Regions from separate parts of the Homo sapiens genome. Here all the other regions are linked to region 1. Evidence: chromatin loops called from intact Hi-C (ENCODE). Cell type or tissue: Caco-2. All regions are shown on one strand.

Region 1 (8,000 bases):
TTGGCCTCCCAAAGTGCTGGAATTATAAGCATGAGCCACTGTGCCCAGCCTTCCTCTCTCTCAATTTAAAGACAACCCTGTACTAGTTCTTAGGTTAGAACTCTGAAGGCAGAAGCTGGCAGCCCAGTGGAGGGCTGGGCTAGTGTGACCATTGTCAAGTTTGGGCTATGCGTCTGCAGATGCATTGTTTTGAGTTTTGTTCCACATGCTCAGGTTGGGGCCCAGAAGTAAGGATGTCTGCAGCATGGCCCGCCCTCGGGCTCTTAGGCAACAGATGAGCATACAGGTCAGAAGCACATGTGAGACTGGGTCCCTGGGTCCCTCTCTAAGCATCAGACAAGGCAAACCATGGTGCTAGGTGGTTAGCAGAGCTGGGAGGTGGGACCATCCAGGGCAGCTGGCCAGGGGTGGCTGTAAGCATACTCAGGATGGTGTTGCGAGGACGAGCCACACCCTAAGGCTCCTTTCTAGAGGATACAGTGACAACACAGGGCGGGCCCATGAGCCACCGCAAACCTGTCAGTCTCAACCTCTCTTATTTCCTGCACTCAGTTTTTCTTTTCTTTTCTTTTTCCTTTTCTATTTTTTTGTGACAAAATCTTACCTGTCACCCAGACTGGAATGCAGTGGTGCGATCTCAGCTCACTGCAACTTCTGCCTCCTGGGTTCAAACGATTCTCTTACCTCAGCCTCCCGAGCAGCTGGGATTACAGGCATGCACCACCACGCCCAGCTAATTTTTGTATTTTTAGCAGAGATAAGATTTTACCGTGTTGCCCAGGCTGATGTCGAACTCCTGACCTCAAGTGATCAGCCTGCCTCAGCCTCCCAAGCAGCTGGGAGGGCACCACCACACCCAGTGCACAACCACACCCGGCTAATTTTTTGTATTTTTAGTAGGGACAGCGTTTCACCATGTTGGCCAGACTGGTCTCAAACCCCTGACCTCAAGTGATCCACCCGCCTTACCCTCCCAAATTCCTGGGATTACAGGTATGAGCCACCGTGCCTGGCCTCCTGCACTCAGTTTTTCTTATATCTTCTTCTAAACCCTTCAGCATGAGCCGACACCAAACACCAACCTCTCAGATTAAACTGGGCCCTCACCACACAATGCTGAGTCCCAGCATATTGTCTAGAGACTCTCCCGAATTCATCCCCCTTCCCCCCATGGTCACAGCCACTGCAGTGGCAGCCATGCAGCAGCATCCTGCCTGATCTCCTCACACCCACTTAGGCTGTCTCTGTTCCTCCTTGAAACTGCAGCCAGCGTCCTCTTCTAAAGATGCAAATCTGACCATGAACCCTGCCTGAACCTCTTCCCTGGCTTCCTTTTTTTTTTTTTTTTAAGATGGAGTCTTGCTCTATTGCCCAGGCTGAAGTGCAGTGGCGTGATCTTGGCTCACTGCAACCTCCACCTCCCGGGCTCACCTGGCTTCCCATTTTTGTTAGAGTCAAGTCCCAAATCCTGACCACAGCCTACGAAGCCCCGTGTGATGTGGCCCCGGCCGACTTTTGGCCTCCCCCCACATCCCTGTCTTTGCCCATCAGCCTCTGGCCACGTTGGTTTTATTTGCAGTCTTTTACTATGTCAAGCTCTTCCTGCCAGAGCCTTCACACGTGCTGTTCCCTTTGCCCAAAATATTCTTCCTGCTACATGCCACCTGGCTAAGCCCAGCCTATCAATCAGCTCTCAGTGTCAATGTCGCTTTCTCAAGAAGGCTCTCTATGCTCCTCCCCTCTAGATCCGTACTCTGATACACCATTAATTAAGCAACTATCATGTGATCTGTGTGTTCCCTCTCCTTCCCCATTATCCCATTAGCTCCATGAAGACAGGAACCGAATTCGTTTTGTTCATTGATATCTCCCCACACCCAGCACAGTGCTGTCAACCCATTAAGGAACCAGTTCCATGACTGAATAAATGATGGAGAAATTAGGCAGGATGACCCAATGAAAAGCCACCTGAAACAGTGGGTGCTAAGTCCTTTCAACCAAAGATCTAAGAGTAGTTGCTGGGCTCATCTTGAAAGCAAGAGTTAGAAGCAGGGGACAATTGTTGGTTTTCAGGAGTCCCCCTTATCCACGGTTTCACTTTCCATGGTTTCAGTAACCCACGGTCAACCTGGGTCCAAAAACATAATTAAATGGAAAATTCCAGAAATAATTTATAAGTTTTAAATTACTTTTCAATAGTAGCCAATGCCACATCACCACACCTGTCATTCACCTCACTCCAACCCATCATGTAGGCATCTTATTATCTTTTTTTTTTTGAGGTGAGCTCTCACTCTGTTGCTCAGGCTGGAGTGCAGTGGCATGATCATGGCTCACTGCAGCCTCCACCTCTCAGGTGATCCTCCCACCTTAGCCTCCCAAGTAGCTAGAATTATAGCCACATGCCACCACACCCGGCTAATTTTGGTATTTTTTGTAGACACAAGGTCTCCCTATGTTGCCCAGGCTGGTCTTGAACTCCTGGGCTCGAGCGATCCTCTTACCTCGGCCTCCCAAAGTGCTAGGATTACAGATGTCAGCCACTTTGCCTGGCCTCATGTTATCATCTTACATTATCACAAGAAGAGTGAGTACAGTACTATAAGATGTTTTGAGAGAAAGGGACCACATACAAATAGCTCTTATTACAGTATATTGTTGTAACTATTCTATTATTGTTGTTGTTAATCTCTTCCTATTGTTCTTAATTTATAAATTTAACTTTATCATAGATATGCATATATGGGAAAAAACATAGCATATATAGGATTCGGTACTATCTGTGGTTTTAAGGATCCACTGAGGGTCTTGAAATGTATCCCCTTGGACAAGGGGGAACTACTGTATATCTAAGCATGATGGCCCCATACCAGTCCCAGAGCCAGGCCTGGGGAACATCAAGAGAGTCGCTTTGCCTCTGGCCTGAGCCTACCTGGAATCCTGTGGACTAGGTCTGTCTCCTCCACCCGAAGACTTTTGGGATGGAGCCAGCATTGATTTTGGAGTCAGATACATGTGGCTTTCCCACTATTTAGCTATTTGACCTTAGGCGCATTAATCAGAGCCTCCCTGAGCCTCAGATTCCATATCCTGAAATGGGAATAACAAAACCTGCCCCAGGTTGAGTTAAGGACTTAAATACCATCGGGAGCTGGTACTGCACAGAAGCGTGCAGCTCAGCACACAGTCTGGTCCAAAGTGCTGGTCCCTTTTCCTTGGCAAAACTGGCTCATGCCTTTCATTTCACTCTTTTGGAGTCCCAAGCCAGCGTGTAGGACAAGAATATAAGGGAAGGTCTGAGAGGTTGGAGGACACAGTCCACCCCAGACATGGCCCAGGCAAGGCCAGGGCGGCACCAGGAAACCCAAGCTAGTGAGAAGAGTTACTGATCTGTGCCTCTTTGAAGCAGAAGTGAGGTGGGATGGGGAGGTGGGAACAGGTTGAGCCCATTATCCAAACAGAAACGGAGAGTGGTTGCAAAGAGGGAGAGGCCGATAAGTGAAGAGGAAGGAAAGCCGAGGCGTATGGGGGGCTGGGGACAGAAACGGGAATCCAGGTTGTCGGAGGGCAGGGGCTGCAGAAGGAACACGCTGGAAGGAGGGGTGCTGGGGAAATGGGAGAGCTGGCACGGAGGCGGGCCAGGCGGTAAGGGTGGAAAGGAAGAGCAAGTTCCTGGAGAGAGGAAGGAGGGGTTGGAGGGGACGACAGTGACCTGTTGCCTGGAGAGAAGAGAGGGAAAGCGAGGGAAGGGAGGGCAGAAGCTGTCACCTTGGGTCCTGCTAGAGGGCAAGTGAACGGGGCTCGCCCGGGAGTGGAAGGCTGACGGAGGCCTGGGTTGGGGTGGGGGGCCCCGGCCCGGCTGTACCTGCTGCTCCCCGCGGAGCTCTCCCACGTAGTACTGCTCCAGCCAGCGGCGCGCGTTGGCCGAGTGCCTGTGCGGCGGCCCGTCCAGGTCGGCGCTGATGTCCTGGCCCGCCCTGGCCCGCAGCAGCTGCTCGCCCCCCGGGTGGTGCCGCACGAAGCTGGAGAGGTCGTAGAGGCGGGCCCCGCGGCGGACCCAGCACGCGCCGGCCGCCAGGCGCCGCTGGACCTCGGAGGGCGAGAAGGAGGCGGCGGGGGGCGGAGCGGGGGCCATGGCCGGAGACCGCAGCTCCCAGCGCGCAGCCCGGCGTCTGCTCTGCTGCCACCCTGAGCGCCTCTAACATCCCGGGAGCCCCGCGGCCGTTCCGGGCGGGCCGCCACCGCACCTGCTCATTTGCATACCGCGCTCCCATTGGCCGGCCGGGAGCCCCGGCAGAGCCGCGAGGGGCGGGCCCGGCGCCGGGAGCTGCGCGCCAGGTGGCCGCGGACAGGGAGTGCCGCGCCCGCCAGGTGTGTCCCGCGCGGGAGGAGGGTGGGCGGACACAGGCGGAGCGAGTCTCCCCGTCGCGGGTGGTTGTCTGGGCGGACATCCTCGGTGGCCTGATCGCTGCTGGAATAACTTCAACTGCTTCCACGGAGGAGCTGGCCGCATGGGACCCTCTGGCTCCAGGAGGTGCCCGAGAGAGCGAGAGGCGAATGAGGTGCTCGCCTCGGGTGCAAATATTTGTTTGTTTTTAAAATTTCAGTAGCTTTTGGGGTACCAGTGGTTTTTGGTTACATGGAGGAATTGTATAGTGGTAAGTCCTGAGATTTTAGTCCACCTGTCCCCCGAGTAGTGTACATTATACCCAATGTGTAGGGTTTTGTGTGTGTGTGTGTGTTACACCCCCTCCCATTCTCCCTATTGTCCATTATATCACTCTGTATGCCTTTGCGTCCTCATAGCTTAGTTCCTACTTATGAGTGAGAACATACAGTGTTTGGTTTTCCATTCCTGAATCACTTTCACTTAGAATAATGGCCTCCAGCTCCATGCAAGTTGCTGCAAAAGACTTCATTTCGTTCCTTTTTATGGCTGAGTAGTATTCTATCGTGTATATCAACTACATTTTCTTTATCCACTCATTGGTTGATGGTTATTTAAGTTGGTTCCATATCTTTTCGATTGTGAATTGGGCTGCAAAAAACAAACATTCGTGTGCAAGTGTCTTTTTCATATAATGACTCTTTTCCTTTGGGTAGATACCCAGTGGTGGGATTGCTGGACCGAATGGTGAATCTACTTTTTCTCTCCTCCCCTCCCCTCCCCTCCCCTTCCCTTCCTTTCCCTTCCCTTCCCGTGACAAGGTCTCACTCTGTCACCCAGGCTGGAGAGTAGTGGTGCGATCTTGGTTCACTGCAGCCTCGACCTCCCGGGCTCAAGCAATCCTCTTACCTCAGCCTCCCAAGTAGCTGGCACTACAGGCATGCACCACTACGCCTGGCTAATTTTTGTATTTTTTGTAGAGACGAGGTTTCACCATGCTGCCCAGGATGGTCTCAAACTCCTGGGCTCAAGCGATTTGCCTGCCATGGCCTCCCATAGTGCACTTTTTTTTTTTTTTTTTGAGACAGAGTCTCACTCTGTTGCCCAGGCTGAAGTGCAGTGGCACAATCTCAGCTCACTGCTACCTCCGCCTCCCGGGTTCAAGCGATTCTCCTGCCTCAGCCTCCAGAGTAGCTATGACTATAGGCGCGTGCCACCACGCCCGGCTAATTTTTTTGTATTTTTAGTAGAGACGGGGTTTCACCATGTTGGCCAGGTTGGTCTCGAACTCCTGGCCTCTAGTGATCCTCCCGCCGCAGCCTCCCAAAATGCTGGGATTACAGGCGTGAGCCACCGCGCCCAGCCCCAAAGTGTACTTTTAGTTTGTTAAAGAATCTCTGTACTGTTTTCCAAACAAGTTGTACTAATTTACATTCCCACCAGCAGTGCATAGCATAAGCATCCCCCTTTCACTACATACACGCAGACATCTACTGTTTCTTGACTTTTTAATAATGTTCGAGGGCAAAATTTAATGGGGCACCCCAAAACTCAGTCATCACTATATCTAATACCTGAACGTAATATTTAAAAAATTATATTGTTGGCTGGGTGCGGTAACTCACACCTGTAATCCCAGCACTTTGGGAGGCCGAGGTGGGCGAATCACGAGGTCAAGAGATCGAGACCATCTTGGCCAACATAGTGAAACCCCATCTCTACTAAAAATACAAAAATTAGCTGGCTGTGGAGGCACGCATCTGTAGTCCTAGCTACTTGGGAGGCTGAGGCAGGGGAATCGCTTGAATCTGGGAGTTGGAGGTTGCAGTGAGCCGAGAACGCCCCACCACACTCCAGCCTGGCGAGAAAGAGAGACTCTGTCTCAAAAAAAAAATTATTTTGTTGCACAATGTGAATGTTCTTAATGCCACTGAACTGTACACTGAAAATGGTTGGAATGGTAAATTTATATTATGTATATTTTACCGCAATACAAAATATTTAAGAATGTTTTAAAAAATCACATTGTCAAAAGACAGGGGTGAGGGGTGGGGTTGGGGGCGTGGCATTGGCCACCTGTTTTTGTAAATAAAGTTTTATTGGAACCAGGGCCAGGGATTCCTGAGACAGGGATGTGAAAGTGCAGGGTTAGCTCCTGTTTTTATTTAAAATTTTGATATTTTGTCCATCATGGATTTTTTTGCATTAATCTTGAAGTTTTACAATACTGCATTAAAATATTATTTATCTTGGTTACTTTTTTTTGTTTGTTTTTTGGCATGCCTGTAGATTTTGCTCTCAGGGTTAGTGCCTCACTCCCTCACTCTAATCCTGGGCCCTGGGGAAGGACCTGAGGGGAGAACAGAGAACACTGTCTCCATTACAGAAGGGGAAGTAGGGGCCTACAGGAGTAAAGGCTGGGGGTGATGCTGTGTGGAAAGGAGGACTGAATTTGTTCATCACAGTTTTGTTTAGAACAGGAAAAACTTGGTTGGACATGGTGGCTCATGCCTGTAATCCCAACCCTTTGGGAGGCCAAGGCAGGAGGATCGCTTGAGCCCAGGAGTTCAAGACCAGCCTGGGCAACAAAGCAATACCTCGTCTCTACAAAAAAATTTTTTTTTTAAATTGAGGCCAGGCCGGGCGCGGTGGCTCATGCCTGTAGTCCCAGCACTTTGGGAGGCCGAGGTGGGCGGATCACCTGAGGTCGGGAGTTTGAGACCAGCCTGACCAACATGGAGAAACTCTATCTCTACTAAAAATAAAAAATTAGCCAGGCATGGTGGTGCCTGCCTGTAATCTCAGCTACTCAGGAAGGCTGAGGCAGGAGAATCATTTGAACCCGGGAGGCAGAGGTTGCAGTGAGATTGTGCCATTGCACTCCAGCCTGGGCAACAAGAGCGAAACTCTGTCTCAAAAAAAAAAAAAAAAAAAATTGAGGCCAGGTGCGGTGGCTCACACCTGTAATCCTAGCACTTTGGGAGGCCAAGGCAGGCAGATCCCCTGAGGTCAGGAGTTTGAGACCAGCCTGGCGAACATGGTGAAACCCTGTCTCTACTAAAAATACAAGAAAATTAGTCGGGCGCAGTGGCATGCCCCTGTAGTCCCAGCTACTTAGAAGACTGAGGCTGGAGAATCGCTTGAACCCAGGCGTCAGATGTTGCAGTGAGTGGAGATTGCACCACTGCACTCCAGCCTGTGTGACAGAGCGAGGCTCCATCTCAAAAATAATTGGATAAATAAATAATTTAAAAAATTAGCCAGTTGTAGTGATGCAGGCTTATCGTCCCAGCTACTGGGGAGGCTGAGGCCAAAGGATCTCTTGAGTCCAGGAGTTTGAGGCTGCAGTATCCTATGACTGCACCACTGCACTCCAGCCTGGGCAACAGAGTGAGCTCCATCTCTTAAACAGAAAACAAAAAGCAGAAAAGCCACACCCAGCTTTACTTGCTCAGCCACAGGGGATCCCACTTGAACTCATGATTTGTAATCAAATGCTCCTGGTACAGAGGCTAACCCATCCAGCTGGCTTTGTCTCTTTCAGGAAAGATATTTTAAGGATCATCTCCATTTGTGCCCTTCTGGGGCCAGGCATCTGTGCTGGGCCAGTTCA
Region 2 (8,000 bases), 88 kb after region 1:
CCTCCCACCCTCCACCCTCAAATAAGCCCATGTCCGTGGTTCCCCTCTCTCTGTCCATGGAGAACGCAATTCTCTAAGGAAGAGAAAATAGTGCAATATGCTTAACATGCGAAGTGCCTGCCTGGAGAATTCTACTTAATGTGGTTATGAAACAAATCATAACACCTGCTTGCTTCATGTACTTACATTACGTGCCTGAACCCCGTAGGCTTTGGAGTTTGCGACACCTGGAATAGTTCTGCATTTTTATTTTACGGATGAGTAACTGGAGATTGACAGAGGTTCTGTAACTTCTCTCAGTCACACAGCAAAGCTGGAGTGAGAACAAAGGTCTCCAGATTCACAGATGCTATTCCCACTGCTCCAAATTCCTGATCCAGAAAATTCATTCCCGTAAGTTTTGTGCGTACAAAAATGTATCACAAAAGAGCAGGAATCATGTCTAATTAACAAGTGTGCCCCCATAAAGGGTAGCATAATTGCCCGAAACTGAATAGATACTCCTTAAATGGTTGGATGGAAAAGTAGAATCAGGCCTTTTGAAAAATAGTCAGTGATTTAAATATTAATTTATTGAGTACCGTGAAATTTTTGCCAACCCAAAGTTGACCTTTGAATGATAGAACATAATCAGGCAGGTAAAAGGAAAGGTGGTCAGCTTCTTTCATAAGGATCTTAAAATTTTTATTTTATTTTTTGGAGATAGGGTCTCACTCTATTGCCCAGGCAGTTCAGTGGTGTGATCATGGCTCACTGCAACCTTGACCTCCTGGGCTCAAGTGATCCTCCCACCTTAGCCTCCTGAGTAGCTGGGACCACAGGTGTACACCACCATGCCCAGCTGTATTTTTTTTTTTTTCTTAGAGACACGGTCTCCCTATGTTACCCAGGCTGATCTCAAGCTCCAGGGTCAAGCAATCCTCTCACCTCAGCCTTCCAAAGCGCTGGTATCACAGGCATGAGCCACTGTGCCCGGGTTTCATAAGGATCTTTACAGCTCATTGGTGCACCCTCTTAACCAATGCAAGAATTCCCTCTACGACAGCTTTGACAGATGTTCGCAAGAGAACTCTTCCAGTGAGGGGGAGCTCACTACCTCATTACTGGACAATTTTAAGTCTCCTCTAGTGTAATCTAGATACCCTCAACTCCCCCGTCCTGCTGAAGTCATCTTTATCTTTAAGAACTAAGGAAGGTAGATTGTGGGTGGCCTCCTCCAGTGTTCCCCGTATTGAGCAGTCCGTCCAGGCAGCCACTTGCCTGCCACCACTGCGTACAGTTCAGTGTCCATGTTCATCGTCTTCTCTCCGGGGACCCTTCATCCACCATGAACTCCAGTCCTCTTCTGTCACTTCCCCCGCCAAACACCACTGACAAGGTCACTGTGTCTGGCAGATTTTTCTGAAGGGCTAATGGTCGTCGAGGGTAATTATGGCACCAAACAGGAAATAATTTCAAACTTAATGAGAAAATAGCCATTCCCCACCTTGGCAAATTTTTCACTCCGTGAGTCCTGGACTTTCCCCAGCCCTCCTCACGTTTCTTCCTTCCTTCCACAGCTCCCTGGGGAAAGCAAAAACTCTTCCTACCTTACAAGGCAGTAGAATTGGACTTTATTTTTTGTATCTTCCTCCTCTGACTGTAGCCAGAGGCAGCTCACCTTGCACAGCCAAAGAGGCTCATTAAGGTTATTTCCCTAAACAGAAATACTCTCAGGTGAGTTATGTTATAGCCATTATATGTGAAAGTCAGTACTATCGATTGATTCAAGTTATTTTTTTCTGCTACACTTAAACTGAGCTGAAATCTATATCCTTGTAATTTGATTCCATTAATCCTACTTTTGATTTCTGGAACTACAGAATAAATCTAATTTACTTTTAGCCATTAAAAGTCAGCTTTTCAGGCCAGACTTGGTGGTTCATGCCTGCAATTACGGCAGTTTGGGAGGCCAAGGTGGGAGGATTGCTTGAGGCCAGGAGTTTGAGAGCAGCCTGGGCAACAAAGCGAGACCCTCTCTCTACAAAAAAATTTAAAAATTAGCCAGGCATGGTGGCACATGCCTGTAGACCTAGCTACTTGGGAGGATCACTTGAGCCCAGTTTAAGGCTACAGTGAGCTGTGATTGCACCACTGCACTCCAGCCTGGGCAACAAAGTGAGATCCTGTCTCTTAAAAAAAAAAAAAGTCAGTTTTTCATATCTTCTCTATATCTTCCCTTTACCAGGTTAAAATTTTCCAATTTTGCAGTAATTCTTTTTTTTTTTTTTTTTTTTGAGACGGAGTCTTGCTCTGTCGCCCAGGTTGGAGTGCAATGGCGCCATCTTGGCTCACTGCAACTTCCGCCTCACAGGTTCAAGTGATTCTCCTGCCTTAGCCTCCAGAGTAGCTGGGATTACAGGCGCCTGCCACCAAGCCCAGCTAATTTTTGTATGTTTTAGTAGAGATGGAGTTTCTCCACGTTAGCCAGGCTGGTCTCGAACTCCTGACCTCAGGTGATCCACCCGCCTCGGCCTCCCAAAGTGCTGGGATTACAGGCGTGAGCCACCACACCCGGCCAGTAATTCTTCATTGTATATAGTTTTCAAATTTGTTACCACCTTGCCCATCCTTTGAACTCTGTCCCTCTAACAATGTCCTAGAATTGAACGCAATGATTCACCAGTGGGTTAATAAAGTAGAATAAATGGGGCTATTTTTCTCTCTCCATTCAGTGAACTATGAGATTTCATTGACCTTTTTGATCATAAATGCACATTGTTGCTTCATACCAAGCAGTTCGCTAAAACCTCTGGGTCTTTTTCATGGGAACGCCCTCATCCTGCACTTCTACAGTTACTTCCAACCAACTGGAGACTTTGCATCCATCCTTCATAAAACCTTTTTTTTTTTTTTGAGACAGAGTCTCGCTCTGTCGCCCAGGCTGGAGTGCAGTGGTGCAATCTTGGCTCACTGCAACCTCTGCCTCCTGGGTTCAGACGATTCTCCCGCCTGAGCCTCCCGAGTAGCTGAAATTACAGGCATGCATCACCATGCCCAGCAAATTTTTGTATTTTTAGTAGAGACTGGGTTTCACCATGTTGGCCAGGCTGGTCTCGAACTTCTGACCTCAGGTGATCTGCCCACCTCGGCCTCCCAAAGTGCTAGGATTACATGCATGAGCCACCGCACCCACCCCCTTTGTAAAACTTGTCTTTTCAGCCTGGATCTACGACCATCATTTGTTGAGATTTTTTTCATCTGGATTCGATGCAATTATCCAGCACATGAATTACCTATCTTATCTCAGCTCTCTGGCTTTGACCCATCTGAAATAGAAGGATAAACACAGTCTGTGAACTGTCCCCACCATGGTAGCTACACATTCTTGCCGTTAAAGCAACGTGATAGAGCAAAAGAAGTCAGGCTCACCTATAGGAGAGCTGGGTTCCAATCCTAGCTTTGTTGTTCTTCCTGCGAACTGCGGCAAAAGTCTCTGAGCTTTATTCTCACAGAACTGTCAAATGAGCTGTGTCTCTGATGGGGCTGGTTTGAAGGTCAACGGTGAAATACACAGAAAGACATGAACCTGGTTTCAGCTCATTGTTTTTATTTTTTTTATCTTTTATTCCTTACTTCAGTTCCACCTTTGAACTCCAATGCTGGACTCTATGTTGTTGGAGTCCCCCTACCACCTTACTGACCAAGCTCCTGGATTTGATGTGACCACATCCATCTTCCTTATTTATATGTGCACTGTAACTATGTTTCTCATTTTAAAATGTAATTTCAGGCCGGGCACAGTGGCTCACGCCTGTAATCCCAGCACTTTGGGAGGCCGAGGCGGGCAGATCACCTGAGGTCGGGAGTTCAAGACCAGCCTGACCAACATGGAGAAACCCAGTCTCTAGTAAAAATACAAAAAAATTAGCTGAGCATGGTGGTGTGTGCCTGTAATCCCAGCTACTCTGGAGGCTGAGGCAGGAGAATTGCTTGAACCCGGGAGGTGGAGGTTGCGGTGAGCCGAGATTGCGCCATTGCACTCCAGCCTGGGCAACAAGAGTGAAACTCTGGTCAAAAAAAAAAAAAACAAAAAGGTAATTTCATGTTAATGTCAGAGCTCTGATTTCAGCAATAATGTGTAAGACACATTCATGACCAACAAGGTGAGAGGCAGGATTTCAAACGGCTTTTCTGATGTTACGTCTGCTCAATCATTGCATCAACAAATCCAGAATGAATTATAAGTGAGCTGATCTTTCATTTCACAACTAGAGAAGTGAGTGTAGACTAGACTGAATTAACCCTTAACCTTATCTACATTTCAGATGGTGACGCGCTCACCTGCACTAGGTCTCTGCTGCCACCTAGTGTTAATAATTTCTCAGCTTTAAAGATGTCAATGTTCAGGAAGAGACCAATGTTCTAAAAATTACACCTTCAGCTCTAAAAATTACACTCCGAGCTCTTGCAGCCGTCTCTTACGGGATTTCCAACTCTTTCAAAGCTTTTTGTGGGAAAAACAAGAAAGAGCGTATCCTCTATTTATACTGCACAAGCAACCAGAAGCTTGGGCCAGTTAATGCTGAAAGAACTTTCAATCCGGAAGCACCCAAGGGGGAGAGAAAATGCTCTCCCGAATGGCAATTCAGGCCTATGACAGCAAAGAGCTGAGTTCAGTGAGAAAAGAGCTGCTATTTCTATTCCATTGTTTTTTTCATCCTTTATATTTTATCTTGGATTCACGTAGCAAAATAAAGTCAGTAGTTAGAGATTGTGTTGTAATTTATGTTGCTGTCAGAGAAAAAATATTTATGATAGAAGAGGAGCTTGGTCCTCATGTCTTTCTTTGTTTTTTTTTTGAGACAGAGTCCCGCTCTGTCACCCAGGCTGCAGTGCAGTGGCTCAATCTCGGCTCAGTGCAACTTCTGCCTCCCAGGTTCAAGTGATTCTCCTGCCTCAGCCTCCTGAGTACCTGGGATTTCAGGCACGCACCACCATGCTCGGCTAATTTTTTTGTATTTTTAGTAGAGATGGGGTTTTGCCATGTTAGCCAGGCAGTCTCAAACTCCTGACCTCAGGCGATCCACCCACCTCGGCCTCCCAAAGTGCTGGGATTACAGGCGTGAGCCACCGCGCCCGGCTGTGGCTGCGGTTTTCTTACGTTTTCCAGTTAGCCCACTGCGAAGACAGCTTATCCATGGGCCTTCCCATATGCTAATAGGCATTCTCCCTGATGGCATTCTCCCTGACGGCAGCAGTGGGATTTTCTGATATCTGGTTTGGGAAGACATAACCAGTCCCCTGAGATGAGTTGTGTATTTCCAAAGTGATGGCGAACACCATGGTTGTCCGCTATTCCTGAAAGTTCTATTGCTTTTCAACCACAAGTGTAACTGGAAAATAATTACCACTACCATAAGGGAAATATATAAAAAGAACTCAGAACACAAACTAGATGATACGGCTTGGCTCTGTGTCCCCACCCAAATCTCATCTTGAATTGTTAATCCCCATAATCCCCACGTGTGGAGAGTGGGACCTGGTGGGAGGTGAATGGATTGTGGAGGTAGTTTCCCCCACGCTGTTCTCGTGATAGTGAGTTCTCATGAGATCTCATGGTTTTGTGTTTGACAGTTCCTCCTACGCACACACTCTCTCACCTGCCACCACATAAGATGTCCCTGCTTCTCCTTCCACCATGATTGTAAGTTTCCTGAGGCCTCCCCAGCCATGCAGAACTGTGAGTCAATTGAACCTCTTTCCTTTATAAATTACCCAATCTCACGCGGTTCCTTGCAGCAGGGTGAAAACAGACTAATACGCTTTATGCTCATTATTTAACATCAGAAGTCCCTTCTAGTAGTGGCAAACCAGGCCTGAACTCAGTCCCACTGAGTCTACCAGCTAAATATCTGATTCTTTCCCCTTCTCTCCGTTGCTACTCCTTATCAAAAAGAGTTTCACTCACGACTGTTACTCCCTTTACTCAAAGGAAACACAAAAATTTTTACCATGACCCACACAACGAGCTCCTAGTTTCTTTGCTTGTCAGGCAAGGGAGCACACACCATGCATGGCTCTGCCAGAAGACACAGCAGCTGGGGTGTTGGTGTGTGTGTCAGAGGGTGAGTGTGCTAATTAAGGATCAATTCCTGCTCTCTAGGTGGGACGGAATGAGTCTATAAGCCCCTGTGCAATTCGTTAAAACAAGTCCCACTGGCCAGGTGTGTGGCTCACACCTGTAATGCCAGCCCTTTGGGAGGCCCAGCTGGACACTTGAGGTCAGGAGCTCAAGACCAGCCTGGCTAACACAGTGAAACCCCATCTCTACTAAAAACACAAAACAGTAAAACCCCATCTCTACTAAAAATACAAAAATTAGCTGGGCATGGTGGCAGGCACCTGTAATCCCAGCTACTCAGGAGCTGAGGCAGGAGAATCACTTGAACCCGGGAGGCAGAAGCTGCAGTAAGCTCTGATTGCGCCACTGCACTCCAGCCTGGGCGACAGAGTGAGACTCTGTCTCAAAAAAAAAAAAAAAAAAGAAACGGTCTTCAGTTACGTCCAGAGAGGGTCTAGCATAGCTAAGCTGATGTTCAAAATTCAGAGTTGTTCATAGTTGTTTATCAGACCCAACTGTGGTGAATCACAGTATCCAGCTTTTTTTTTTTTTTTTTTTTTTTGAGACAGAGTCTTGCTCTGTTGCCCAGGCTAGAGTGCAGCGGCGCGATCTCGGCTGACTGCAACCTCCGCCTCCCAGTTTCAAGCGATTCTCCTGCCTAAGCCTCCCGAGTAGCTGGGATTACAGGCGCCTGCCACTGTGCCTGGCTAATTTTTGTATTTTTAGTAGAGATAGGGTTTCACCATCTCGGCCAGGCTGGTCTGGAACTCCTGACCTCGTGATCCACCCACCTCGGCCTCCCAAAGTGCTGGGATTACAGGCGTGAGCCACCATGCCTCGCCCACAGTATCCAGCTTTTAAAAAATAATTACACTTTTTATTTTGAGAGAATTGTAGATTCACATACAGTTTTAAGAAATAATACAGACAGCCAGGCACAGTGGCTCACACCTGTAATCCCAGCACTTTGGGAGGCCGAGGCAGGCGGATCACCTGAGGTTGGGAGTTTGAGACTAGCCTGACCAACACGGAGAAACCCCATCTCTACTAAAAATACAAAATTAGCTGGGCATGGCGGCGCATGCCTGTAATCCTAGCTACTGGGGAGGCTGAGGTAGAAGAATCGCTTGAACCCAGGAGGCGGAGGTTGTGGTGAGCCGAGATCTCACCATTGCACTCCAGCCTGGGCAGCAAAAACGAAACTGTCTAAAAAAAAAGAAGGGAAGGGAAGGGAAAGGAAGGGAAGGGAAGGAAAGGGGCGGGGAGGCGAGGGGAGGGGAGGGGAGGGGAGGGGAGGGGAGGGGAGGGGAGGGGAGGGAGAAACGAAGAAAGGAAGCAAGCATGCAGGGAGGGAGGGAGGGAGGGGGTGGGTGGGCAGGCAGGCAGACACTCTGTGTACGCTTTGCCCAGTTTCCCCCAATGGTAACATCTTGCAAGACTACAGTACAGTGTCACATTCAGGATATTGACATTCAGACAATCCACCCATCTTCCTCAGATTTCCCCGGTTTTACTTGCACTCCATTGTGGGTATTTAGTTCTGTGCAATTTATCACGTGTAGGTATGGACTCACCATCACGATCAACATATGAAAAGGTCCCATCCCCACAAGGGTCCTTTGTGCTGCCCTTTTATAGCCACACCTCCCAACCTCCTGCCCCTGCCGACCGCTGACCGCCCAACTCTTCTCCAGCCGTAACCACCCAACGGGTTCATTTGCCTACTGCCCAGACAGAGCCCATTTATCAAGACAGGGGAACTGTAATAGAGAAAGAATTTAATTGGCACAGAGCTGGTTGAACAGCAGACTGAGGTTTTATTACTTAAATCAGTCTCTCCAAAATCTCAGAGCCTAGGGTTTTTCAAGGATAGTTTGGCAGGCCAAGGTGCTGCTGA
Region 3 (8,000 bases), 55 kb after region 1:
ATGAGCCACAACACCCGGCCTGGACACAGTTCTAATAAAAAGAGAGATAATAACAAGTGTTGGCAAGGATGTGGGGAAATGGGCGCCTCTTATGCTGCTGATAAAGTATATTGTACCAGAAATTAGGTGGGAGCCACAAAACATAAGCGACTCATAGAAACTTAAATTTTCTTGTAACCACATTTAAAAAGGTAAGAAGAAACAGGTGAAATTAATTTTAATACTATATTTCATTTAACCCAACATACTCCAAATATGATCAAGGCAATATGTAATCAATATAGAAACTACATTTCACTAAACTATAGAAACCTTATTTCACCTGACTTGGAGCTCGCCCTATAGGGTAAGGTAGGGGGAGCCTTTTCCCCAAGTGCATTTGTCGATAACATTTAGAAGCAATTGCTTGATTTCACAGCTGCCTGAGATCATGGTGAGAGATTTGATTTTATTTTTTAATGAAGACTTTTTTTTTTTTTTTTGAGATGGAGTCTCACTGTTGCCCAGGCTGGAGTGCAGTGACATGATCTCAGCTCACTGCAACCTCCACCTCCCGAGTTCAAGCGATTCTCCTGCCTCAGCCTCCCAAGTAGCTGGGATCACAGGCCAAATCCATCATGCCAGGCTAATTTTTGTATTTTTTAGCAGAAACGGGGTTTTGCCATGTTGGTCAGGCTGGTCTCGAACTCCTGACCTCAGGTGATCCACCTGCCTCAGCCTCCCAAAGTGCTGGGATTACAGGCATGAGCCACCGTGCCCGGCCCTAAATGTAGTAAGTCTTTAGAACCCAGTGCATGTTTCCTTTTACGCTTACAGCACATCTCAATCCAGATAAGCCACATTTGTAGTGCTCAGTGGCTACCATATTGAGCAGCACAGACTTAGGGCATCTGCAAAATACAGTCGTTATCATGCTGAGCCCTTTATACCCACATCCTTGTGACACAAACGATTAGAATCAGCCTGCTCTGCCTGCCTCGTGCTTCTGCCACCCTAGGTGATCCGCTAAAGGATTCACTGGAGTATTGTGTTTAATCTTCCCAGCAGTCCTGTAAATAAACACCATTATGATACTCACTTTCCCCATGAAGACACTGAGGATTAGAGATATTAGGAAACTAGCCCCAAGCTGCATAGCCACTGAGTGAGGTAGCCAAGCCAGAAAGCCTTAGGCAGAAACTTTTCCCACAAACCGCCTCCACATGGTTTCCCCAAAGCCCCACATGCACCTTCTAAAGCAGGTTCCTATTACAGGGCATTTTGAAATAGAAGCCTATCTGTACCTTCTTTCAGGGTGAGTTAATAAAGATTTAGCTCTAAATATGCATGCATTTTGGCCAAGTGAATTCTCACCACCACCACATCACTGGCTGCTTAAAATGTTATTAAGAAATCAGGTGTGGGCTTGATTGCATCCATCTATCCACTTTTAGTTCAGAAGTTAAAAGACTGTAATTTACTTTCCTATTGATTTGATTTATGATTTCCAGTTATGCAGGCTGTTGTTTTTCAAGCAGAGATCAGAACAGGAAATGGCTGTTTCGACTTCTATCCATGTTTTGCAATGTGATTTAAATGGTTCTGAATTTTTGGCTTAGATGTGCCAAACTGCATTACCTTCAACCTTCTCCAGTAGCTTGCAGGGTGCTATAGAACTAGCCACAAGCAGCGTCGTTCAGAAGCAGTTTAGGGAAAGCAAGGACCCCAAGTTCTTGTGGCAATTTCTATGCTATCTGGCCATGGGATTCCTAAGATTAGCATGTTTTCTGTTTGCTTTGGGAAGGGGTAGAGAAAGCAAGGAAAAAAGTGATATGATCCTTGTCTGCAGATTCTAAAGGCCTTAAAACTTCTGGTATCATGTAAATTCTGTTGTTTTGCTGGCTCAGTAAGGTTGATTTTTTAAATGTGGCGACCAAACAATGACTTTAAGTAGCAGTTTCTCAAATTTTAGGATTTGGTACAAATCACTTAGATGCTTATAAAAATACAGATTTTTCACTCTAACCCTCTGGAATATTGATTCAGTATATTTGAGGTGGGGCCTAAGAATCTACAGAACTTCCAAAAATTCTGTTCTCCATAGGGCAGTGAGAAAACTGGCAAAAATCATCAGGATCAACTTTTTTTTGGAATTCTAGAAATTAACCAAATGGTTGCAGCAATCCAGGAAGCATTTATTCAAGAAAAATGGCTCTTGGTAAGGACAGCTAGCATTGTGGTGTTTTTACTTGCTCCAGTCTTAACCCCTTCCCTCCAACTCCATGGTAACCTTGAAAACCAACAGCTTGCACTCATGAGGAAATCCAGTGGTCCGGCAGCCACCAGAAGGGGCTGAGGTTGGAGCACCTTTGAAGTCTATTTCCCAGAGAATTCTCATCATTTGACCTATCTAGTTGTTCCCCGGAAAACCACTTGCAAAGCTTTCTTTATTTCACCTGACTTGGAGCTCGCCCCATGTGGTAGGGTAGAGGGGGGCCTTTTCCCCAAGTGCATTTGTCAATAACATTTAGAAGCAATTGTTTGATTTCATGGCTGCCTGAGATCATGGATAACAGCCAGGTCAAACAACAGGCTTAACAAAAAGGCTTAAGAGGAAAAGCCTGGGAATGAGATTTTCAGAGAGCTTTGATAAGCTCTGATATATTCCCAGGAATCTAGAAGGCCAGGCATGTGTAGAGTTGTGTCCATGCTCAAGAATGACATGAGAAATCCCTAGGTTGTCACCTCTGGCTGACTTTGAGGCTCTGCACAAATGGGAAGTGAAGGCTAAGGTGGAGTTGCCAATTGTACACTCCACTGATTATTGAAAGCACACTCCAACATGCACACAAAACCCCTTAACAAAGACTTACTGGTTCCAGTTATTTAAGGAAGTCTCTGTCCAATCACTAGTTAACCACTAAACAAACCACATAGAAGCTTCAGTGGCTAACACAACCAAGGAATACAGACTTTATAAAATTACTTCAGAAATGTCATTAAACAAATTAACAAGAATAGCAGCAACAACAAAATCTGGTGGGAGAGTGAAGAAAGATCTTATTTCCAGAGTTGCCATATTATGTTACTTAAAATATCCAGTTTTCACTTAAAGATGAGACACACAAATAAACAAAAAAGTATAATCCATACACAGGGAAAAATAATCAATAGAAATTGTCCCTGAGGAAGTCCAGATGTTGGACTTACTAAAGATTTCCAATTATTTTCCTTCAACATGTTCAAATAAATGAAGGCATTTACAATGAACTAAAGAAAAGTTTGAGAATAATGTCTCATAAAATAGATACTATCAAAAGATAAAATTATAAAAATAACCAAATATAATTTCTGAAGTGGAAAAGCACAATAACTGAAATGAAAAATTTACTAGAGGAGCTCAACAGCAGATTTGAGTAGCCAGAAGAAAGAATCAGACAACCTGAAGATAGATCAATTGAGACTATCCAGCCTGAGGACAAGCAAGAAAAATGAATGGAAAGAAAAATGAGCAGAGCCTTGGAGACCTGTAGAACACCGTAAGTATCCCAACAAACACATAATAAGACCCAGAAAAAAGGATAGAAAGGAACAAAAAGAATATTTGCAGCCTGGGCAACATGGCAAAACCCCATCTCTAAAAAAAAAATACAAAAATTAGCTGGAGGTGGTAGTGCACACTTGGGGTCCCAGCTACTTGGAAGGCTGAGGTGGGAGGATTGCTTGAGCTCAGGAAGCAAAGGTTGCAGTGAGCCAAGATGGCACCGGCCTTGGTGACAGTAAGACCTTGTCTTAAAAATAATTTTTGAAGAAATAATAGCCGAAAACGCCCCAGTTTAAAATTTACACATCCAAGCCTAACAAACTCCAAGTAGAATAAACAGAAAAAGAACCACACCAAGACACATCATAATCAGATTGTTGAAAGACAAAGCGAGAATCTCAAAAGTAGCAAGAGAAAATTGACTCTTTACATTCACAAGAGCCTTGTAATATCAATAGCTGATTTCTCATTAGGAACCACAGAGGCCAGACAAAAGAAAAAACATTGTCAACTAAGAATTCTATATCTGACAAAACTATCTTTTAAACATGAAGGAGAAATTAAGATGTTCTCAGATAAACAAAACCTCAAAGGATTCATTACTAGCAATCCTGCCCTATAACAAATATTAAGAGAGTCCTTTAGCCTGAAATGAAGACTCTAGACAGTAGTAACTTGAATTCATTTGAAGAAATAAGAGCATTTGTAAAGAAAACTGCTTAAACATAAAAGGCAGTATTAATGTGTTTTTGTTGTAACTCTATCTCTTATCTGAAAAGACAATTGTGTAAAGCAAAATTATAAATCAGTGTTAATGTGCACATAATCTATAAAGATATAATCTGTAAGACAATAATGACACAAAGGAGGAAGGGGAGAATAAAGATTTTGTGTAATACTGACATAAAGATGTATTAATCAGATCTAGATTCCAATAAGATGTTCATTATAATTACCGGGGCAACCAACTCAAAACATATAGAAGTGACAAAAGAATTGAAATGGCACATTAGAATATATCTATTTAACACAAACAAAGGCAGTAATGGAGATGTGTTTGAGTAAGCAGACCAAGGATCTTGGGGAAGAGAACGTGCAGCGTGAGAAGATAAGTAGGAGATTTGCGCAACATTCTAATAAATCAGACCCAGCCTTGTTAGCTAAGGCAGGGAGTTTGGAGTCTGTTCAAAGGGCAAAAGTGCGATGGATTCTGTTGTCTCTATCTCTGTGTCTCTCTCTAATCAAGAGAATGAACAGCAGGCAGAGTCTTGAGTGTATCTCCTGTCTTCTAGAGACCCCCAACTGATGCAAGCATATTTCTTAATGTTATTTTAAAAATTATTTTATTTCATTTTTTGAGACAGGGTCTTGCTCTGTTGCCCAGGCTGGAGTACAATGGCACAATCACAGCTCACTGCAGCCTCAACTTCCTGATCTCGGGTGATCCTCCCACTTCAGCTTTCCAAGTAGCTGGGACTACAGGGACACACCACCATGGCTTGCTAATTTTTTGTAGAGATGGAGTTTTGTCACGTTGCCCAGGCTGGTCTCCAACTCTTGGGCTCAAGCGATCTCCCCGCCTCGGCCTCCCAAAGTGCTGGGATTACAGGTGTGAGCCACCACACCTGGCTAATTTTGATAGAGATGGGGTTTCACCATGTTGCCCATGTTGGTCTTGAACTCCTGGGCTCAAACGATCCTCCCACCTTGGCCTCCCAAAATGTTGGAATTACAGGTGTGAGCCACTGAGCTCGGGTCTGATGCAAATATAAACAAACAGTGTGTAGAACCAAACTAAGAAAGTCCAGCTTGGTTTAGACCATCAAATAATTATTCAAGGAAGAACAACTTCTTTGAATGCATAAGAATAATTTATAATGAGCTACTGTGGTATGTTTTTAGAGAGGTGAACCTTTTGTTTCTGTGTAAGTTTCAATGATTTTCCTGCATTCTTGCTCACACTGTTCGTTTATTGATTTGCATTTTGTGTGAAGTCAAATGTCTACTTGGATTTCCTCTGGATTATCACAGTGCTGAATTAATGAAGCTTAACTTCATAAAATACATCTTGCTGATGGCCTGACCCAGGATTTATCCTTTCTTAATCTCTTGGTGTGAGTCATCAAAGATGGAGCCCCACTAATCCTTGCTCTTCATCCCTGTTGCCAGAAGCAGGCACATGGGGCAGGTTCCTGCAGGCATGTCACCCTGAGTGCTGAATAACTAACGACCTGGACAGGGAGAGGGTTACCATGCTTGAAAAGCAGTTGTGGAAGGACTCACAGTGGAATTCATAGGAAGCTCCCGAGAGAGTTGAAGGCTTACACCTCACACTTCACAGGGGGATATCCCTTTCTTTAATCACACTTCTAAGAATGAAATTTCATTTCCCATGCCCTGAATTTTTTTTTTTTTTTTTTTTGAGACAGGGTGTCACTCTATTGCCCAGGCTGGAGTGCAGTGGTGCAATCATGGCTCACTGTAGCCTTAAATCCCTGGGCTCAAGTGATCCTCCCACCTCAGCCTCCTGAGTAGCTGGGACCACAGGCACACACTACCACACCGGGCTAATTAATGTTTTTTTTGTTTGTTTGTTTGTTTTTGTACAGAAGGAGTTTCGCCACATTGCCCAGGCTGGTCTCAAACTCCTGGGCTCAAGAGATCTGTCTGCCTCGGCCTCCCAAAGTGCTGGGATTACAGCTGTGAGCCACCACTGCCTTGCCTATCAGAGCTTCTTACAAGCACACCTAGCAAGTGAAAAGGAGAAAAATTTAATGGGAAACTTCCTCTCCACCCCACTTTCTACAATTCTAACATATTGATTTTCCTCCTATTTCCCACTTTTAGTCTTTCCTTCTATAAAAGGTATGTTGACCGCTTAAAAGTTTTCATTTATTTGTTCCTTCAACAAACATTTACTAATGCACCACCCCACGCTTTGGGTATGCAAAGATGACTATGTTAGTCATAACTCTTGGCCTCAAGCCGCAGAAAACAACTCTACACAGAAAGGGAATATTCTGGAAGAAGCAGATGGGCGTCAAGGGCTTGGAAAATGATCAGGAAACAGGACTGCGGCAGAGGACTAGGGAACAGGAAGATAACCACTATTTTTCAGCAGAAGCCATTTGGTCAGGATGCTACTACCAATGCCACCACAGGGTACCTCTGCTGGACACCACCATCCCTGTGAATGATGCCCAACTGTTTGTCTTTGTGCCACTTGTTCAAGATTCTGTGCCCCAGGAAGGAGAAAGTGATTGGCCAAGCCAGGACCCATGTCCACGCCCTGGTCACTTGAGACAGGGAAAGGGTGTTTCTTATCCTTTCATACTTCAAAGGTGGGAGGGAAAACATACAGTGGTGGGGGAGCTCAAATTTAGGAAGGGAGGCTGGGCGCGGTGACTCGTGCCTGTAATCCCAGCACTTTGGGAGGCAAGCGGATCGCTTGAGCCCAGGAGTTCAAGACCAGACCAGCCTTAGCAACAGAACGAGAATCTCTACAAAAAAAATCTCTACAAAAAAATACAAAAATTAGCTGAGCGTGGTGGCATGCACCTGCAGCCCCAGCTACTCCAGAGGCTAAGGTAGGAGGATCACTTGGGCCCAGGAAGATGGAGGCTACAGTGAGCCATGATTGTGCCACTGCGTTCCAGCCTCGGTGACAGAGTGAGATCCTGTCTCAAAAAAATATAGATAGATTAGATAGATAGATAGATAGATAGATAGATAGATAGATAGATAGATAGGAAGGGAAGTTTGGAGGCTTGGCAACCAAAAACAACAATGACACATTTCAATAAGCATGGCACTGACCTTGTCCTTGAAAAGTGCCCCATCTTGAAGGAGAGAAAGACAGTAAATAAACCAAACCCAACACAGAATAATAAACGCTGTGCTAGAGACATGATCAAGACAAAGCTCCCCGGAGTCAGATGAGCAGGAGATAAATCTTGGTTCTGTGAGGTGTAAGCTGTGTGAGCTTGAAAAGGCATTTAACCTCTAGTTACCTTCTCACTTGTAAAGAGAAGTTAATAATAGTAATGCCTTCAGAGGCTATAATGAAATGAAGTATGGCAAGCAGACAGCATCATGCCTGATACACTGGATCACCCCAATCAATGTTAGCAATGATGGGTACCTCAGAGAGCTATGGGCATGCTATAGATTTTCGCTGAAAATCTATAGTTTTTTTTGTTTTTGTTTTTTGAGACAGAGTCTTGCTCTGTTGCCCAGGCTGGAGTGCAGTGGCTTGATCTTGGCTCACTGCAACCTCCACGTCCCAGTCCGCATCCTGTGTTCAAGTGATTCTCCCACCTTAGCCTCCTGAGTAGCTGGGATTACAGGTACCCACCACCATGCCCAGCTAATTTTTTTTTTTTCTTTTTTTTTTTTTTTTAAGACAAAGTCTCGCTCTGTTGCCCAGGCTGGAGTGCAGTGGCATGATCTCGGCTCACTGCAACCTCCACCTACCGCG
Region 4 (8,000 bases), 66 kb before region 1:
CAAGATCAGAAAAGAGAAAATCAATGAAACTGAAAGTTAGTTCTTTGAAAAGATTAATAAAATTGACGAATCCTTAGCTAAACTAAAACAAAAAGAAGATGAAAATAACTTAAATCAGAAATGAAAGTGGGGACCTTACTATCTACCTTACAGAAATAAAAAGGACTATGAGAGAAAACTATGAACAATTGTTTGCCAACCAATTAGGTAACCTAGAGGATATGGACAAATTCCCAGGCACGCAAAATTTACCTAATTCACTCAATGAGAAATAGAAAATCTGAACATACCTACAACAAGTAAAGAAATTGAATTAATAATCAAAACTCCTCCAAACAAGTAAAGTCCAGGCCTAATAGTTTTACAGTAAATTCTACCAAACATTTTTTTCTTTCTTGGAGACTTTTATTTATTGTATTTATTATATTTTTTTATTATATTTTAAGTCCTGGGGTACAGTGCAGAATGTGCAGTTTTGTTACATAGGTATACACGTGCCATGCTGGTTTCCTGCACCCATCAACCCGCCACCTACATTAGGTATTTCTCCTAATGCTATCCCTTCCCTAGCCCCCACCACCTGACAGGCCCTGGTGGGTGATGTTCACTTCCCTGCGTCAATGTGTTCTCATTGTTCAACTCCCACTTATGAGTGAGAACATGCGGTGTTTTCTACCAAACATTTAAAAATAAATTACCACCAATCATTCTCAAACTCTTCCAAAAATAGGAGAGGAGGAAACACTTCCTAACTCATTTTAAGAAACCAGCATTACTCTGATACTAAAGCCAGATAAAGACACAAGAAACGAAAACTACAAGCCAATATACCTTAAGAATCCAGAGGCTAGCTGGGCGCAGTGGCTCATGCCTATAATTCTAGCACTTTGGGAGGCTGAGGCAGTTAGATCACTTGAGCCCAGGAATACGAGACCAGCCTGGCCAACATGGTGAAACCTAGTCTCTACCAAAAATACAAAAAAATAGCCAGGCATGGTGGTGTGCGCCTGTAGTCCCGGCTACTCGGGAGGCTGAGGTGGGAGGATCACTTGAGCCCATGCCACCACACTCCAGCCTGGGCAACAGAGCAAGACCCTGTCTAAAATAATAATAATAATAATAAAAAGCAATACAGAAAGTTACATGGATGTAAAAACCTTAACCAATTTAAAGCTCAGTTTTCCTGAGTAACTGAAACCTAATAAAGACAACATAGGAAATTGTCTTGGTAAAACATAAATTCTTTGTTTTTTTTTTTTAAGGCCAGTTACCAAAAAGATTAAGAAAAATTTCCTGTACTGTGATTGCTTCTCTTTATAGGAAGGCTGTTTAGATAACCTGAAAGTTACACCTGATGAAAAGAGTAATAAAATTTAATCAGACATAAGAAGAATGTGTCCAAGGTTATGAGGGTACACTGTATTATAGAAGAAAGTAGGCCAGGCATGGTGGCTCATGCCTGTAATCCCAGCACTTTGGGAGGCTGAGGCAGGAGGATAACGAGGTCAGGAGATTGAGACCATCCCAGCCAACATGGTGAAATCCCGTCTCTACTAAAATACAAAAAAATTAGCTGGGCATGGTGGTGCACGCCTGTAGTCCCAGCTACTTGGGAGGCTGAGACAGGGGAATCGCTTGAAACCGGAAGGCGGAGGTTGCGGTCAGCCGAGATCACACCGCTGCACTCCAGCCTGGGCGACAGAGCAAGACTCCATCTCAAAAAAAAAAAAAAAAAGGAAGAAAGTAAACAAACAAGAAAACTTGTACCTTGATAAGGGGAATAGGTGATTCTTAGCAACAGGATGGGAAGTTTTCTGGCAAAAATTCAGACACATCAAGAGTAGCCAAGAGTACAGAATCAAGGTATAGTGAAAGAAAGCATTGTTCTTCCAGGCCTTTAAGATAAACATTTCAGTGTCAGGCTATAAGGGCAGAGTTAGACTGGAGAAAAAAAAGTTATAAGAGGTGATGAAAAGGTTGAAGGAAAGAGTCACTATCCCAGGCAAGGTCTTGCTCTATTGCCCAGGCTGGAGTGCCGTGGTGTGATCATAGCTCACTGCAACCTCAAACTCCTGGGCTCAAGTGATGCTCTTGCCTCAGCCTCCGAAGTAGCTAACACTACAGGTGGTGTACCACTACACCTGGCTAATCTTTAAATTTTTTCATAGAGAAAGGGTCTTGCTATGTCGTCCAGGCTGGTCTTGAACTGGCTTCAAGTAGTCCTCCTGGCTCCCATTTCATAATTTTTAAAAACATGTTTTTCCATAATAAAATTTTTGGATGTATTAATAGACCCAATAAATGTAATCTTTTACAAAATGTAAGCATCAAAGAACACACTTGTATTTATATTCAGTAATTTTGTTCATTAAAAAATAATATTTTTCATATGGTTCATAAAAAATAATGTGTTCTTGTATTTCATTAAAAAATACTATTTTTTAATGAAACAAATTGACCCAGACATTTAACGAATATCTATTATTTTGTTTAACCTAACATAACTTCAAAATTTCAAATTACATGAAAAGTTCATTTATAGACATTTATCCTATTACATTTACCTAAGTTATTTATGTTTTTTTTTTCAAGACCTCACTCTGTCATCCAGGTTGAAGCGCATTGCCGCAACCTCGGCTTACTGCAACCTCCGCCTTCCTGGTTCAAGCGATTCTCCCGCCTCAGCCTCCCGAGTAGCTGGGACTACAGGCATGCACCACCATGCCTGGCTACTTTTTATATTTTTAGTAGAGATGGGGTTTCACCATATTGGCCAGGCTGGTCTCGAACTCCTGACCTCGCGATCTGCCCGCCTTGGCCTCCCCAAGTGCTGGGATTACAGGCGTAAGCCACCGTGCCTGGCTAGTCTTTGGAATTTTACCTGCGGGATTTTTTTGAGGCCTGAATTGAAGATACATTTCTCCATAAAACAATTTTAATTGCTTCCTCTGAGAGCCTTGTGGCTCCACCAACCGGGCTATTTTACATCACAATTTTGGCTTGAGGTGTTTCAGATCACCCGGTTTGCACGAATTCAGGCTTCAGACCTCAGTGAGGACTCTCCTTGTGGCTCTGCATCCTCAGCCTTTACCCACTCCACGCAGGAGATTTCACTTGCAGTGCCCTGGGGAGGTGGGTTTCCTCTTGGTTCACTCTTACATTGAGGATATGACCCTTTGGGGTCTGTAGCAAACACATCTGTTCCTCCTCATCATGCCCCCTCTGTCTGCCTCTGGTCTTAGCCTCAATTGCGGTGGAAGGTTCTGTGTGAACTCTGTCTCAGCTTTCATTTCAGCCACAGTTCCAGTGGCTAGCTCCTGCCTAACAAGCTCATACTCAACTTGTACTGATAGAATCCCACTACAAATGCATACCTCTATGTTCCTGCTTTTGTCCAAGGACTTTTGCCAAAGCCAGCATCTGCTTGGCTTGCATGGCTGGGAAGTCCCTAAGTGAGGGTGAATCGATGTCACTGAAGACAGTCCTCACCCATAGGAGTGGAAGCTGGTGATAAATGCTCCAGCCTCCTGTCCTATTGGACAATTCCGATACATTTTCTCTGTGCTTCTCAAGATGCCCTTACAGAATCTGTAGGAGAACCTCACATACTCAACCTTACACTGCTCCTCCAACTTCTCCCTTTCTAGACCTCCCTGGTTCTCGCTCTTTATTTCTGCAATCACCTCCCAAATAGACTGCCTGCATCCATGTGCTTGTTTTAGGTTTTGATTTTTGTTTGTTTGTTTGTTTTTTTGAGACAGAATTTTGTTCTTGCTGCCCAGGCTGGAGTGCAGTGGTGCGATCTCAGCTCACCACAACCTCCGCCTCCTGGGTTCAAGAGATTCTCCTGCCTCAGCCTCCCAAGTAGCTGGGATTACAGGCATCGGCCACCACGCCCGGCTAATTTTGTATTTTTAGTAGAGACGGGGTTTCTCCATGTTGGTCAGGCTGGTCTCAAACTCCCAACCTCAGGAGATCTGCCTGTCTCGGCCTCCCAAAGTGCTAGGATTACAGGCAAGAGCCACCACGCCTGTAATCCCATTTTTAGGGAACCTAAAAGAAGATATAACCCCACTGCTTTTGCCAGAACAAAAATTTTTTTCTTCTTTTAAATTTCTTCCTCTCCGCTATAGGTGTCTGAGATGGGACAGACACTTATGAGATGAGAGTCCTGGAATTTTCCAAATTTTACATTCATCTTGTGGCATTCTTTATAGATAACATTTATTCATTGGAGCCTGGTGTGGTCTTTGGGCAAAACACCTAACTGTAAAGAAAACTCCAGTTGAAATTTTGCAACCATTATGGCTTTTTTGAAAGTTAGAACTATTCATATACATATTTCCAACTTCCTCTCAAAAATGGCAGATGAGTCAAGAATGTAAGTCAACAGAACGGGTAAATTGGGAAAGGCTAGAATTTTGAAATCACAGATACCTGCTTCCAAAACAGTCCCCGCGAGGGCAGTAATAATGGAGTAGGGCTGCATGCTGCCACCAGAGGGCAGCAGAGGCCGGGAACAGGTGGAGAGGCAAGGCCCAGTTATTCTTACCGTCTGAGATCTGATGCAGACAAGACAAGCATTTATTGGGCTCTGTTACAAGTTGGTCATTGTGCTGGGCACAATAAAAAATCACACAAAGTTCAAAGGCAGAGATCAGAGGTCAGAGCCAACGGGGGAGTGGAACAGAGCAGAATTAAGAGGGCTGTTCTTCAGATCAACTAAGGAACTCCCAAAGACAGCATGTCTGGAAATACAAACACAATACCAGAAATAAATATGATGGCTATTTTTTGGTCTGTTCTTGACCATGGAAGCTGGGTCATCCCTGGAGAATCAGGCGAGGCAAATTTGTAGGGCCACTGAGGGTCAGTCAATCTGCAGATTTACTTTATGCTGATCAGAATTTAAATGGCCCTCTTGGCTGGGTGTTGTGGCTCATGCCTGTAATCCCAGCACTATGGGAGGCTGAGCTGGGGGGATTGCTTGAGGCCAGGAGTTCGAGATCAGTCTGAGTAACATAGAGAGACCCTGTCTCTACTTAGAAAAATTAAAAAATTAGCTGGGCACGATGGCACATGCCTGCGGTCCCAGCTGTTTGGGAGGCTGATGTAGGAGGATCTCTTGAGTCTGGGAGGTCAAGACTGCAGTAAGCTATGATCGCGCCACTGCACCCTAGCGTGGGCAACAGAGTGAGAACCTCTCTCTATAAATAAATCAATAGCTACCTCCCTGAGCAAACATAAAACTTTTTTGGTTTAGTGTCTCTCCCACTGCAGGAATAAACACAATCCCACGTCACAGGTCTAGGCTTTTCCCATCAGGCCAGATGTGTTGGCATTTTGATAATATCCTGTGCTTGCTCTAACATCTAATCTTTGACTCTTACACTTGATGGCAAAATCCTCCAGCTCCCCTAGATGCTCACTGAGGTGGGGGCTGCTCCGTGAGCACTAACTGCTTGGGGATTGCAGGCCTCGTGGCCTTCCTGTATTTTGCCCTGCTGTGAAAACGCAGGCAATATGGCCGGGTGCGGTGGCTCACTCCTGTAATCCCAGCACTTTGGGAGGCTGAGGTAGGAGGACTGCCTGAGCACAGGAGTTTGAGACCAGCCTGTGCAACATGGTGAAACTCCATCTCTACTAAAAATACAAAAATTATCAGGTGTGGTGGCGCGCACCTGTAGTCCCAGTTACTTGGGAGGCTGAGGTGGGAGAATGGCGTGAACCCGGGAGGCGGAGGTTGCAGTGAGCCGAGATCGCGCCACTGCACTCCAGCCTGGGCGACAGAGCGAGACTCCGTCTAAAAAAAAAAAAAGAAAGAAAATGCAGGCAATTACTTCTGCACTCTCAAGTCCCTGTGAGGTGGGACTTGCTCTCTCTCCAAAAGGCCTTGTGGATACTCCCAACCCCACTGGACAGTTACAGCGGTGCAATGGGGAGCTCTGGGAGAATCTGTCAGATTTTCACCAATTGGACTTTTCATTAATAGGTGGGCTTGGTTTCGTGTTGTCACTTTTTTTCTAAATCTTCTCATTACCATGCTAGAAACTCACTTTATTTTTTGGCCTTTCTTATTAGTTTTGTTTTACTTCCTTTTTTTTTTTTTTTTTTTTTTTTTTTTTTTGAGACAGGGTCTCACTCTGTTGCCCAGGCTGGAATGCAGTGGTGTGATCACGGCTCACTGCAGCCGCAACCTCCTGGGCTCAAGTGATCCTCCCACCTCAGCCTCCCAAGTAGCTGGGACTACAGGTGTGCACCACCACACTCAGGTAATTTTCTTTATTTTTTGTAGAGATGGGGTCTCACTGTGTTGCCCAGGCTGGTCTCAAATTCCTGACCTAAAGCGATCTGGCTGCCTTGGCCTCCTAAAGTGTTGGGATTATAGGCATAAGCTTCCATGTCCCGTCTGTTTCACTGTTTGTTTGTTTGTTTTGTTTTGTTTTGTTTTGAGATGGAGTCTTGCTCTGTTGCCCAGGCTGGAGTGCAGTGGCACAATCTCAGTTCACTGCAGCCTCCACCTCCCAGGTTCAAGCAATTCTCCTGCCTCAGCCTCCTGAGTAGCTGGGATTACAGGTGCATGCCACCACGCCCCCCAGCTAATTTTTGCATTTTTAGTAGAGATGGGGTTTCACCATGTTGGGCAGGCTGGTCTCGAACTACTGACCTCAAGTGATCCGCCTGCCTCGGCCTCCCAAATGCTAGGATTACAGGTGTGAGCCACTGCGCCCGGCCTGTTTCACTCTTCTTAAAGAAAATTTTCAATTTTTTTTTTTTTTTTGCTAAATCTTGCTCACCTTAGGCTTTTTCTCCTGCTGTGGCCATGTGTGTTTACACTTGCGGAGCTCCTCCTGTGTTCTTCCTCTGCCTCCCTCCCCCTGGGTGTGATGGTCTAGGGTGAGCTGCTCAGCTCCATCAGTAAATGAAGGTTATGAGTTCTGCTGCTTGGACGGGCTGGGTTCCGGTGACAGGCTTCAGGGACTCGAGTGATGGGTGGCTCCGACGGGTCCTACTTATCTTCGGGCTGGGAGCTGCAGGCATAAAGCTGCCCCTATGACTGCCAGAGCAGGGAGACACAGCAGAGTTCTGGGCTCCCTCCGAGGCTCCCCAACATCAGCTTGCTTCCGCTTCCGTGTCCTCAGACAGGTGAGTCCAGGGCCTACCCCCCTGGACCTACTGAACTAGACCCTGAGTGCGAGGCCCTGGAGCTGCACTTCGACAGCTTCCTAGGTGGTTCCGATAGGGCAGCAGAGAAAGACAAGCAACAGTTTCACCGAGACTGAGCTGCTTGAGGTTCTAGTTCCCACTATGGGCATTTGTTGCTGGAGCCTTTCTCCCTCTGTTTTAGGAAAGTCGACTGGAAGCTCAGTTGGGGTTAGATAAACTCCAGAAGAGATCCCTCCCCATTGGCGGATCAAAGTGGTTTGTGGGCACAATGCATCCCAGGTGCAGGCAATAAGAGGAGATGCTGTCTGCAGAGAATTTAGAAACAGAATAAAGCTGAGTGAGAGAATAAGAGTCAGTCAGCTTTCTCCTTTTGTTTTGTTTTCTTTTGTCTTGTTTTCTTTTATTTTTAGAGATGGAGTTTTGCTATTTTGGGCAGGTTCGTCTTGAACATCTGGCCTCAAGCGATCCTCCCACCTTGGCCTCCCAAAATCTTGGGATTACAGGCATGCACCATCGCGCCCAGCTGAGAGTTGGTCAGCTTTTAATCATCACCATGCCCCAGCAATTCTACCCACCCTGGTCAGGGCTAGAATCTCCCTCCCTGGGGACCAATCCTCTGCCCCTCTATCCCTCCCCACACCACTGCCCCTTCCCAACCACGAGGGAGTCTGATGAACAACTCATTTTTGTTGGTTTCTTTTCAGTGTTTTATTTTTCAAAATATACAATTTAAGTTTTTATTTCACAACCGTAGTTTTGTATATTTATTCCAAAATCTTTAAATAGCTCCGCAGCAAACAGTACAAATCACAAGGTCCGTCAAACTGCTTCTC

What was found. Hi-C counts contacts between places; a loop is a spot of excess contacts. Peaks named below come from ENCODE experiments on the same cell type or tissue, not always from the same donor. Only the 100,000 strongest peaks of a DNase experiment are listed, where the experiment ranks them.
Region 2: a loop joins it to region 1, with 9 times the contacts of the local background. A loop is called at or near these places in 2 of 110 quality-filtered maps.
Region 3: a loop joins it to region 1, with 2.6 times the contacts of the local background. A loop is called at or near these places in 6 of 110 quality-filtered maps.
Region 4: a loop joins it to region 1, with 6 times the contacts of the local background. A loop is called at or near these places in 9 of 110 quality-filtered maps.

Annotation. Positions count from the first base shown.
Region 1 is chr16:74,770,621-74,778,620 of GRCh38, forward strand. It overlaps FA2H (fatty acid 2-hydroxylase), which reads right to left and starts at 4,200. Exons shown (of 7, transcript NM_024306.5): 1 at 3,866-4,200. The coding sequence starts at 4,135. RefSeq lists enhancers at 382-461, 1,257-1,546 and silencers at 3,837-3,886, 3,927-4,296, 4,307-4,436, 4,447-4,506. In Caco-2, a CTCF peak has its summit at 4,121; a DNase peak (open chromatin) is centred at 4,221; H3K4me3 peaks cover 1,918 bases.
Region 2 is chr16:74,858,596-74,866,595 of GRCh38, forward strand. No RefSeq gene overlaps it. Among named protein-coding and RNA genes, the nearest start is that of FA2H, 88 kb to the left of the region's middle. RefSeq lists an enhancer at 4,383-4,522 and a silencer at 7,616-7,910. In Caco-2, a CTCF peak has its summit at 4,310 (motif pointing left); a DNase peak (open chromatin) is centred at 4,326.
Region 3 is chr16:74,825,171-74,833,170 of GRCh38, forward strand. No RefSeq gene overlaps it. Among named protein-coding and RNA genes, the nearest start is that of FA2H, 54 kb to the left of the region's middle. In Caco-2, no CTCF peak of the experiment used is centred here; a DNase peak (open chromatin) is centred at 4,681.
Region 4 is chr16:74,705,105-74,713,104 of GRCh38, forward strand. FA2H (fatty acid 2-hydroxylase) reads right to left here. Exons shown (of 7, transcript NM_024306.5): 7 at 7,865-8,000. Among named protein-coding and RNA genes, the nearest start is that of MLKL, 8.2 kb to the left of the region's middle. In Caco-2, a CTCF peak has its summit at 4,504 (motif pointing right); a DNase peak (open chromatin) is centred at 4,507.